2 separate regions of the Homo sapiens genome follow, and region 1 is linked to region 2. Evidence: chromatin contacts called from ENCODE Hi-C or POLR2A ChIA-PET data. All regions are on one chromosome and are shown on one strand. Each heading gives the region's core, a stretch centred on a gene start or an enhancer-like site at or near the end of the contact. The rest is flanking DNA. Distances are from core to core; before and after follow the strand shown. Region 1 holds the start of SART3 (spliceosome associated factor 3, U4/U6 recycling protein). Region 2 holds the start of POLR3B (RNA polymerase III subunit B).

The links. Hi-C counts contacts between places; a loop is a spot of excess contacts on that map. ChIA-PET counts read pairs that join two places held with the same protein, here RNA polymerase II (POLR2A). Pooled maps may share reads with other maps.
Region 1: a loop to region 2 is called in a map of naive thymus-derived CD4-positive, alpha-beta T cell, with 9 times the contacts of the local background. The contact joins the promoter of SART3 here to the promoter of POLR3B in region 2. A Hi-C loop is called at or near these places in 1 of 168 maps with a recorded cell type or tissue (naive thymus-derived CD4-positive, alpha-beta T cell) and 8 of 50 pooled maps. POLR2A ChIA-PET finds 5 or more read pairs at or near these places in 3 of 52 experiments (A549, OCI-LY7 and activated CD4-positive, alpha-beta T cell).

Annotation. Positions count from the first base shown.
Region 1 is chr12:108,559,396-108,565,151 of GRCh38, reverse strand. SART3 (spliceosome associated factor 3, U4/U6 recycling protein) reads left to right here and starts at 3,979. Exons shown (of 19, transcript NM_014706.4): 1 at 3,979-4,309. The coding sequence starts at 3,998. It overlaps ISCU (iron-sulfur cluster assembly enzyme), which reads right to left and starts at 2,556. Exons shown (of 5, transcript NM_213595.4): 1 at 2,416-2,556; 2 at 760-873. The coding sequence starts at 2,529. RefSeq lists silencers at 1,327-1,376, 2,337-2,456 and enhancers at 2,067-2,136, 2,667-2,746, 2,817-2,876, 3,731-3,830, 3,841-3,900.
Region 2 is chr12:106,356,333-106,362,664 of GRCh38, reverse strand. POLR3B (RNA polymerase III subunit B) reads right to left here and starts at 4,917. Exons shown (of 28, transcript NM_018082.6): 1 at 4,714-4,917. The coding sequence starts at 4,785.

The DNA.
Region 1 (5,756 bases), core at 2,730-5,229, 2.2 Mb before region 2:
GTGAAATGCAGGGACAACTATCCAGGCCCAACTGACAAAGATCAGCTGAAAAATATGTCCCTCCACTCCAATATTCTTTTGTTTTGTGACTCTGGCCTGCATTTTGGCTATGAACTTCTATTTGTGGAAGTCTGCTCACAGCTGCTGGGGCAATCTGGCCTCTTTAAACACTGACAGAGTCCACAATAAAGGTCTCTGGTTAATACTTTTTTCTTGGGCAGCAGATTACACTTAGTGGTTTCCTCCTGTTTTGTTTCTGTATTCCAAGATAGGTATGAAGACCTCTGGCAAGCTGCCCACTCACCATGAAGCAGCAGATTGGTGCTACAACTACAGTTTACCCAAAGCACTAGACACTATTTTCATGTTTCCCCCAATCTGGGGACAGGTTTAATTTACTGTGTTTCTTGTTTCATTGGGGACTGCTAGCTCACTGGGATTTTCCTTTGATCAGTAAAATTCACAAAACTCTTTAGTTGGCTGAAGTCAGAATTTAAACTGATACAGTGAGTACAAAAATGAGATTACTTTTCTATTTTGGAAAAAGTTGGCATAGTACACTAGCCTAGCAGGAGAGCTACGATTGAGGCCCTGCTCCAGTCATATCTAACATGGACTCATCCCATCTCACAGGAATGGAGACCAAGTGAAATGCTTGGAGATCTCACAGGAATAAAGATGGAGACCAAGTGAAATGCGCAAGTGCTTTGTAAACTTAAAGGGATTATTGTTATCACTATTAAAAAAGACTAGCCATACCTGTAATTTCATTACGTCACCACATGCTGGAGCCCCCACCAGTCCAGTTCCAACATTTTTAGATGTCTTGTCAAGGGACCCCACGTTTCTAGGATTTTCATAATGATCAACAACCTAAAATGAGAGGGTTAAGATAAATCATGTTCACTCTCTATTGGTACTGGTCTCTGGTTTGATGGTAAGCTCCTCGGTCAGCATCTTGAACCTGGCAGGCAATCACTAAATACCAAATTTCACCTGAGTAGAAAGGTCTACACTCATGTCAATGAGAACCATTTGTGACCCCCAATTCCTTTTGTGTCTCCTCTACAATACTTCACAGATTTGAGATACCTAGAAGAAAAAAAAATCAGTGAAATCATGTCTTAGTTCCATAGGATTTTTACAAAAATACTTGACTTTCACCCACCTACATCACCAGACTTGGGCTCAAACAGCAGTTTTGTTATTTTCAAATAAAATCCATCCTCAAAGGATGATTACTATTTAAAAATTCTAAAAATAACCATGGCCCAGGGAGGGAAAGCTTTCTTAGAAGCCTTAAGGTGACTGTTACACAGGGAACAATGCTATGGAATGTGTACGTTTATGTGTCTTTTAAAATAAAAACAGTGCCATTACCGTATTTCACAGCCTGTCATCACCCTGGTGCAGCAGCGCACCCTGGCTGCTGAAAGGCTGCTAGTCCAAGTTTCTTCAGGGTGTACCCTCAACAAAACACACCCCCGGGAGGGGGAGGAGTGAAGAAGCCCTTGGAGAAAGGGCAGAAGCCAGATCACAATAAACATCCATTCGAACTGGCACACAGAAGGCCTTAATAACCTTGAGGTTTGGTTACTGGTTAGTAGTAAGCACGCCGATCTTCCAGTCCCCTTTTCCCCCCATCTGACTAAGGATTTTGACTCCAAGTAAAAGGGACCTCAGGATAGTATCTAATGTAGGGGCCTTTTGTGCCACGTTGATTTATGGCATTCTTTAGTTGTTTCTCGAGTGGGAGTCTCACGTCTGGGGGACTTTGTGCCACCAGACAGCAAGGGGCTGCAGACTATGAATCTATCCCTCCTTCCCCGCCAAAAAACCCCCCAAACAAAACAAAAACATTACGCATGTTGGTTACAAGCCTGACTCCCCTATGCACTCCTAAAGCAGTAACAGAAACGGTCTCCTCGTGCTGGGGCCTATGTGCCAGGAACCATGCCAGGACTCCACGCACAGTATCCTTTGTAAGGGACAGCTGAGAGCCCCCCATTTACACCTGGGGAAACAGGTTCAGAGAGGCGCAGTGACTAGCCCAAGGTCATCTGGCCAGGGCAGCGGAGTGGCTGAAGCCGGAGCCCGCTCCGGGGGTGTGTCTGTCCCTGGACTCAGAAAGACAAGTCCCAACAGGACCCTGCCTCCTGGGCTGTTGGCGAATTTAAAATTGGGACGCACGAAGTCGCGGCCAGCGGCGGGGCCCCCTGGAAGTCGCCGCCCGATGAGCGGTAACTGTTGTTTATCAGTTGCAGTGAGCCTCACTGCGCAGCAAGGGAAAGCGAGTCAGGGCAAAGACGTGGGAGGGGACAGCTCCCAGTCCTAGCTGCGCAGAACCCCGCGGCCGCCCCTCCAGCCCAGGCCTCCGCTGAGTCGGCATTCCGCGCGTCCCTCTTTTGTCCCTACCTTCTTGTGATAGAGTCGGGCCGGGGCCGACAGCTCCCGGGCGGGCAGGCGGGGGCTCCGCAGCAGCAGAGCCGATGCCGCCCGCCTCAGACGGAAAGCCCCAGCCGCCGCCATCTTGCCGGCTTGCGCCTGCGCCAGTCCAGAGCGACGCCGAGGGGCGGGGCGCGTCTGCGAGTCGGCTCCGAGCTGGGAGCGCGCCTCTCTGACGTCACCGAAGCTTTGCGCCTGCGCTTTACCGCTCCGTGCACGCGTCCGCCTTCTGGCCCCGCCTTGACCACGCCTCTCGGGGGCGGGCGGGGTCGGGAGCGGGAAGGTCTGAAGTCGCTGGAGGGCTTGTCCTGGGTGCTGGATTCTGGTTGAGACAGGACCTCAGGGCTTCTGCAGTGTGGGGCTCAAGTTCGCTTTCACAAATCCCGCTGCGGGAATGCGGCGCAGAGGAGCACCGAGTCCACTTTTCCTAACCCTATTTTGCAGCTAAGGAAGCCGAGATTCAGGGCAGTTTAGTAAGTCCGTCCAAGGTCGCTAAGGACTTATGTTCAATTAGAATTCGAACTTGGGTAATCCTGGGTTAGAATCCTGGTTCGGTTCCTTCCTGGCTGTGTGTCCCTAGACGAATGGTACCGGCTCGCTGAGTCTGAATCTTCCCTTTTGTATTAATTCGAGGACAATTGCTTCATCATGAAGCCAGCATCTGTGTCGAGTACCTACTATGTGTCAAGGCGCTCTACTAGACCCGGGGATCCAACGGAAAGCAAAACAGACATAATTCCTGCCCATTAAGCCTGCTAATGAGGGAGCAAGGTAGAGATAGAGACACACACCAATACTTTCCTACCTCAAAAATGGGAAGCTTAAGAAGGAAACGAATACCATGTCCTGATTGAAAAAAAATGAATATGTCTATTTTTCTCTCTAAAACAACAGCAAACTCAATTTATATGTCAGTGCCTAGCAATTAAGAATTTCTAAAGAAATGCGTATTAATGTAATTTACTGTTGGTTTGCAGTATGTGATCTTATAAAACCGGAAAACTCACGTGTATTTAACGTCTACTAGGTACCAGACGTTTACATAAAGGGGAGGAATCTGGGAAATGGATTTTTCTCTTGAATGGTGAAATCGATCCTTCCCCGAGGACCTGCAGTTTTCTTTGCGTTTGAGGCGCAGTTGCTGGGGAGAGTAAACCCAAGCGCCAGGTCACACTAGGCGATAAGTAAGGCATTTAATCGAAGAATCACTTTGACCTTCTCAAGATGGCGCCAAATTCTTCACTACAGACATCACTCTCGCTCCATGACTTCCTCTATGGCTTCCACTTCCTGCCCAAAGACCCAACTTCTGTCCGAAGTTGTGACGGAACGCATGCCATTATAATGAGTTTTTATATCTGGTGGGAGCTTTTACAGGGTATAAAATAATGTGAATTTAGTGTATGTGGAGATTTTCCTGTTATCTAAGTTCCCAGTTTCTCTTTCAATGGCAAGAAAACGGGTTTTTGATAAGGCGCGCGCCGCGGGCAGCTTCTGCCTCAGCGGGTCTTCGGCGGCCGCGGGAAGACCCGAGAGTCATTAGAAGCGCAAGATGGCGACTGCGGCCGAAACCTCGGCTTCAGAACCCGAGGCTGAGTCCAAGGCTGGGCCCAAGGCTGACGGAGAGGAGGATGAGGTTAAGGCGGCTAGGACAAGGAGGAAGGTGTTATCGCGGGCTGTGGCCGCTGCGACATACAAGACCATGGGGCCAGCGTGGGATCAGCAGGAGGAAGGCGTGAGCGAGAGCGATGGGGATGAGTACGCCATGGCTTCCTCCGCGGAGAGCTCCCCCGGGGAGTACGAGTGGGAATATGACGAAGAGGAGGAGAAAAACCAGCTGGAGATTGAGAGACTGGAGGAGCAGGTGGGCCCGGGGGTGGGCAGCGGGCATCTTCCAGTCTTTCAGGTCCTCGGGTCCCCATGTCCTGGCCCGCCTCCCTAGTCCTCGGCGGCGATAAAGCCGCCAAGGCTGCAAACCCGCTTTTCGTGACAGTAGCTCCTGTCGGATTTGAGTGCTTACTGCCTGCCCATTGCCTTGCAAACGTTATCTCATTGAATCCTCGCCACGACCCTGTGAAGGAAGCCCTGTTATCTATCCCCATTTTACTGGAGGAAACTGAGGCTCGTGGAGGAAAGTTTCTTGCTCAAGATAACACTTCCTGCAAGTCAGGCCTTGTACTTTGATCCCATTCCAGAACTCCCACTCTTAACCACACGTCCAACAGTAGAAATAAACTCATTCGCAAGAGAGTGTTATTTTGTTATGTAGGAATGACGGCGATGATGAAACTTGTGGTAAGAAAAATATTGACCGCGATGGTGATAATAGAAATGGAAAGGTTTCTGGTTCTGGAGGTTAAGGCCTCAGTTCTAGCTGTTCAACTCTTGTATGTGCTTGTAAGAATTTCTTAATTTCTCTCACCCTCTCGACTTCCTTATCTGCAGATTGGGAGCAACAATTTCTGCATAATATAATTGTTGTAACAGTAACTATAGCTCAGTGCCTAGCATCTAGTCATAACATGGTCTCTCACTTGTAACCTTATGAGGTGGTGATATCTACTGTATAATCCAGGATCTCAGCAGGAAATAGGTGGCACATTTAAATTAGGATGATCTGAGAGAAACTCAATAAAGGTGTGGGTAGGGAAATCGGGAGTGAAGGTTTAGTATCCCATAGCTGGTAACTCCAGAACCTGGTGTCCATCTTTGGGCCGGAAGGGGTGAAGGGTGTGATCTGAATTGTGTGGAGAGGGCACCTGAGACCTGCTGATAACTTTGTTCAAGGGAAGCAGCCCCAGTTTCCTGTCAAGGATTGAGGTGGGGGAAGAAATACCCTGACCTCTCTTTCTTCCTCCCACCAAACTTCTGCTGGTGCCTCCTGCTGGGCAGACCCATCTGGAAGCTGGAGAGCCAGGAAACCTGTGCATGAGGTCTATACTCGGGGACACAGGGCAGGGAGGAGAGGGTAGGGTGTTTTTTGGAGGGGGCAAACAGAAGAGATGGAGCACATTCTCTCTTTTTTTTTTTTTTTTTTTTTTTGAGACAGAGTCTCGCCCTGTCACCCAGACTGGAGTGCAATGGCACCATCTCGTGTCACTGCAACCTCTGCCGCCCTGGTTCAAGCGATTCTCCTGCCTCAGCCTCCCCAGTAGCTGGGATCCAGGCACGCACCATTGCGCCCGGCTGATTTCTGTATTTTTAGTAGAGACGGGGTTTCACCATGTTGGTCAGGCTGCTCTTGAATTCCTGACCTCAGGTGATCCACCCACCTTGGCCTCCCGTAGTGCTGAGATTACAGGTGTGAGCCG
Region 2 (6,332 bases), core at 3,668-6,167:
GAGCCCTAATCCAATACAACTGGTGTCCTTATAAAAAAGGAGAAATTGGACATAGAGATGCACACAGGGACAATGCCATGTGAAGATGAAGGTAGAGGTCTCAGTGAAGCTTCTGCAAGCCAAGGGATGCCAAAGATTGCCAGCAAACACCTGTAGTAGGGGACGGCCCAGAGCAGATCCTCTCTCATAGCCCTCAGAAGGAGCCAGCTCTGTTGTCACCCTGATCTCAGACTTCTAACTTCCAGAACTATGAGAAAACAAATTTCTGTTGTTTAAGCCACCTAGTTTGTGGTTACTTTGTTACGGCAGCCCTATGAGCTAATACTCCCACATCTTCAAATTCCTCTCTCTACACCCCTTCTTATACTCGTTTCCTCCCACTTCAAAGGAAGGACCATCCATTCCTTGGTCTAAGGCTAACCCTTCCGCCACAGACACAATCCTGCCAACCTTCTCCTGAAGACTGGAAACCTTGCCCCAGTTCAGTCCTTGATATTCAACCTGTTCTATTTAAAACGAGTATTCAAATCCTCCCATTAAAAAAAAAATTTAAAACTTTCTTGACTCAGCAGCTCCTCTGACTACTTTCTTCCCTGCCCTTCAGCTTACGATCTCTCCCAAATTACTCCATATTTAGCTTCTCTGTTCCTCACTTCCCACTCCTTCATTCCGTTATAGTCAGGACTCTGACCTACCTGCCAGTGAAAGAGCTCGACAGAGGTCACCAAGGCTGCTACTTCAAAAGACCTCCCTTGATGCCCCCTCACATTCCCTTTCCACAGTATTTGGCCATGCCGATCACTGTCTTATAACACTCTGTGGTATCATTCTCTTATGTCTTTCCTTCCTCCGGCCGGGCCTTGTCACACCTCTTTTTCTCTGCCACCCTGCAAATTTTGGTGTTCTTCAAAGTTCTATCCCTGGCGATGTCTTTTCTCAAGTAGGGCTGGGAATGGAGGATTTCAAACAACACTGTTTGAAAGTGTTGTTTAGCTTCCCCCATCTCATCCCACAGCCCCCCAGTTCCAAATGTGGGCTCTTTCAAGGGCAGTGACCCTGTCTATCCTGTTACCACAGTGCCTGGCACATAAAAGACTCCAATAAATACTGAATAAATAAATGAGTGAGTGAATATCACTGTTGCAGTAAGCTACTGGGTATGGGCCTGTCCCCTCCAACTATTGACTGGGCAGTGATACCTTACAGCCTCAGAGGCTACTTAAGATCAGTATGTCCAAAATTAAATCTTCCCCCAGCTCCATTCTCAATCTCAATGAATATCACCATTTATCCCAGTCAATCCCAAATTAGATACCCGGGAGTCCTAACTTTCTGACTCTTCTTAATCAACAGGAAAACAAAAATTCTACTGAGTCGACCTCCTTTTAACCTTCCTCGCATTTATCCTCTGCTCCTGTGCCAGTTGAGGCCCTCATAATCTTTCAGCTGGTCTGCGGCAATACTTCCTTACTACTCTTCCTGCTCGTCCCTTTCAATGCTCAGCACTAAAGCCAGTGTACATGTCCTCATGTGCACAGCTGAGCACCTCATTCTCTACAACTCTTCAGTGCCTCCCCACCCTCTTCACCATGTCTTAACTCCACAGCGAGGCATACATCATATGCTGTGCTTGCAGCTGTACTTGTGCCTACGCCTCCTCCTTCTATCTGGAATGCTTCCGCACCACCACACTTCATCCACATCTGGCAAACTCAGTTCAGGCATCACATCCTAGCTACCATTTGTAATACCAAAATACCCCTCGCCTACTTGTATCACAGTACCTATTGCATGTTATTCCACTTGCTTACACGTCTCTCTCTATAAGCCTATAACACACTGGGAGGCAGAAAACACATTTTTTGAACTTGTATAAACCCTGTGAATAATACACCACCAGGTAAGTACTCAGTAACACTGACAAATATTTATTCAACAAGTAACTGATTAATTGGCTCCAAAGCTTGTGTTGTTTCTACCATACTACCATGCTGCTGTGCTACCATAAGCACAAAAAAATACACACCAGGCATGGCCAGTTCAAGTAAAACTGAGCTCCTAACTAGAAAAAGTTGCAGCGAAAACACTGAAGTTGGAAAGTTTAAGTAAATATTTTAATATCTCAATTTAAAAGGAAATGGCAGCAAGTAGCAGAGATCTACCATCTTCTGGGAGAATCAGGAAAGGCCTTCCTAGGGAAGTTATATTATAGATATGTGGGATTTAATCTACAAATAGGAAGGGGAGAGCGATCCAGAAGAAACTGAGCAGAGTAGAAAGATCTCAGGGGAGGGAGAGGGGGGAACCATGGGAAAAGAGACTAGAGAAGTAAGCACTGGTCAGACTGAGGAAATTTATTACAAACATGGTAAACACTAGATTTTGCCCTAAGAGCAATAGGCAGAGATTGAAGAACTTTAACCAAGGGAGCAACATAACCATGTTTGTGTGTTTAAACGGACAGCTCTGGCTGCAGAGCAAGGAACAGACTGGATTGGGACAAGTCAGGTGCCAGGTAGGCCAGTTAGGAAGTAAGAGAGGACAGTCGTTCTGGGCTGGAAAACGGTGGGAATGAAGTTTCAGATATGCATAGATTAAGAACTCAGGACTTTTTAGAGGTGATGGTGGATTGGATACAGAGTGCAGGAAGAGGAACTGTTATTCTTCAATCAGAAGGCTGGAATTATAGCACTGTTCACTTCATAGCTGTGTAAATTCAGATAAGAAATAGAAATCTCCCAGGCTTATTTCTTCAGCTCTCTGGAGAAGCGGTCCGATAGCAGTTAGGGATGAAGACTCGAGTCAGACTGACAAGAGTCCAAATTCCAGATTAGCCACTACCAGGCTTCTAATGCAAGGCTATTTACTTAACATCTTTGGGCCTCTCTGGCAAAATGGGGGTGAAAATAGTACTTATTTCAGAGGATTAAATAACATAATGCATGTTATGGTTAAACAGAACCTGGCACATTAGCAAGTGCTCAGTGAATGCTGGCTCTTTGATATTCACTTTTCACGGTTAAAATACAGTTTTGCAGCCGGGCACGGTGGCTCACGCTTGTAATCCCAGCACGTTGGGAGGCCGAGGCGGTGGATCACGAGGTCAGGAGTTCGAGACCAGCATGGCCAACACAGTGAAACCCCGTCTCTACTAAAAATACAAAAATTAGCTGGCGGTGATGGTGGGCGCCTGTAATCCCAGCTACTTGGGAGGCTGAGGCAGGAGAATTGCTTGAACCCGGGAGGCAGAGGTTGCAGTCAGCCGAGATTACACCACTGCACTCCAGCCTGGGCGACAGAGCTAGACTCCGTCTCAAAAAAAAAAAAAAAAAATAGTTTTGCCTGATGATCAGCAGCCTATTGCATGCACTTATAGACTGAATCTGTTGGAACTGCTAATTCAACTTCCTTAACTTGTCAAACTATTATAAAGAGGTTTTGTTTTGTTTTCCTTGAGACAAGGTCTCAGTCACCCAGGCTGGAGTGCAGCAGCACAATTACGGCTCACTGCAGCCTCGACCTTCCAGGCTCAAGTGATCCTTCCACCTCAGCCTCCTGAGTTGCTGGGACAAGTGCACGCCACCACACCCAGCTAATTTTTGTATTATTTGTAGAAACAGGGTTTTGCCATGTCGCCCAAGCTGTTCTCAAACTCTTGAGCCCAAGTGATCCGCCCGCCTTGGCCTCCCAAACTACTGGTATTACAGGCCACCACGCCTAGCCAAGGAGGTTCTTATAATCCGATAGACTTACTGATCATGTCACTTTCCTGCTTAAACCCTTCAAAAGCTCTGCTCCAAGACAAAGTCCAAGCTCTGTCAGATGTTTATTGAAACTTTTCATAATCAAGACCCTTACTTAACCCTGTCTTTTATCTCTTCTCCTCTATTTTTCTTCACTCTAATACTACTGGATTTACTTTCCTTCCTCAAAAACATCCAATGGTCTTGCCGAGGAGGTTTCAAGTATCCTGTTCTCTTTCCCTGAAATCTCTCCTTTGCTATCTTCTCCGGCCACGTCTCCACTTCCCTATTCCACGTCAGTGTAGATTTTGAGGCTCAGAGAGATTACAAAATGTGCCTTATCAGATAACAAAATATGTCGACAGCCGCACTTCACTGGGCAGCTCGCTGTGGGGCAGCTGTCCTTAACTTCCGAGAAGCTGATGAAAGCTGTGGAGTCTCTCCCCCAGAAAACACACAGGCAAATTCTTTAGTAAATATTGAGGGCGTTTAAAATTCCCCTGCAACCCAAACTGGAACTTCAAGTTAAAAGGAAAGATGACTAGCTTGGAATTCAGACGATCTGGTTTTACCCCCACAGCCGGCTGTGGTGCCTCATGCAAATGGCCTGAGCTCCCTGGCCCCGTGTCCTCTGTAAGACTGCAAACATGCAATACGTCCCCCACAGTAAGTGCGAGGGTCAGTCCTCCCCACGCACACCTATGCTGGAAGAGCTCCAACCCTAGAGCCAGCAGCGGGGCTTCTCGGCCCCCGCAGCGGCTGACAGCTCCTCTGGGATCAGCCTTCACTCGCGCACGCGGAGGCCGGCTCTGGAAAAAAGACTCGCAAGCGCGACGCTCTGGGCATGCGCAGAAGCCCGGCGCATGCGCACAAACCGCCAGCCCGCCCCCTTGGCGGCCCGAGCACTCCGGGCAACGCCCCCTCAGGGCGCATCCTTGTCCCTGACGCTCCCTGCGTGCCTGGCACTGACCTCTACAGTCGGGATCGGCGCCGCCAGCTGCTCCGGAGTCAGGTTCCCAAACTCCTCCGCTAGCACGTCCATGCTGCTCACGAAGGAGGAAGAAACAGATAGAACCTCCGCGCCCGCCTTCCCTGCACCAAGCAAACTGCAAGACTCCCGGCGAACGGTGCGCGGAGGCCTAAACTGTCCCCGCCGTGCGTGTTAGCTAGAGACGCGGTAGAAAGGTTCCGCCCGCTCCCTGCCCGAATCTGCGGTGGAACCCGGATGTGGCCGAGGCCGAGTAAGGAAAGTACGCCCTCTGGTGTAGCTCGGAGGTCTGGCGCAGGGAATCCTAAGCCCCAGCTGTCAGGTTTCTTGCCAATTCTCTGGTAATTGAGACCAGCAAAACATAGTGGTTGTCATTTTAAAAGTAATCCGAAGAAAAGTGTAAACGCATAATTTACGCAACTTGAACCACTGAGGCAGAGAATTATTTAATGTAGTCCAAAATTCTATGCATTGTTTAGTATGGAAGAGCAGGAAACGTCCCAAATGCCTACCAATAGAAGATTGATTAAATAAATGATGGTACATGCGTGTAATGGAAGAGTGTTGAAAATTCTCAAAAGCACTAGATGGAAGATGTAGGAGTAAATACCCAGCGCATGGAGAAATTTAATATGAAAAGATGACATTTACGTTAGTAGGGGAAGGATGGCCTGTCCAGTAAATAATGTTTGAAGAGCTGATTACCCATTTGGGGAAAAAATACATGTAAGTGAATCTTTTGTGGATTAAATATTGAAATGTTAACAAAAACTTAGAAGAAAATGTAAGTGCAGATATTCATAACATTGAGATGTTGAAGACTTTCAAGACGGCAACAGTCAAATCATAAAGGATTTTATAATCTAAACACGATTTTATGATTCCACGGAAAATTTTTAATTTTCTGAACAGATTTTAAAAAATCACCAACAAATAGAATTAATAAAAAATAAATTGGCAGAAGACAAAGGGCTGGTCTCTCTAATTTAAAATGAGCTCATACAAATCAACAGAAAGAAAAATCCTATTAGAAAAAACAAGGCAAAATGCACCAATTAATTAATGGGTACGGAGTTTCGGTTTGGGAAGATGCAAAAGTTCTGTAAATGGAGAATGGTGATGGTTGCACAACAGTGTGAATGTATTTAATGCTGCTGACCTGTACATCATTTTAAAGGGTTAAAATGCTAAGTTTTATGTATATTTTACAACGATAAGAAAAGTTATGAAAATTTGTAAGTACATATATGCTTTCCAATTTCTCCCTCATAAAGGTAGAACCCTTGCACCAGGTTAATTATTCTTATTTACTAAAGAGCTACTTAAATTTCAGTACTTGTATTTTCTTTTTTTTTTTTTTTTTTTTTTTTTTTGAGACGGAGTCTCGCTCTGTCGCCCAGGTGGGACTGCGGACTGCAGTGGCGCAATCTCGGCTCACTGCAAGCTCCGCTTCCCGGGTTCACGCCATTCTCCTGCCTCAGCCTCCCGAGTAGCTGGGATTACAGGCGTGAGCCACCGCGCCCGGCCGTATTTTCTAAGTATTGCACTGATATCTGAAATACGAGAAGAATGGAAAAAACACCAAAAGTAGAATCAACCCT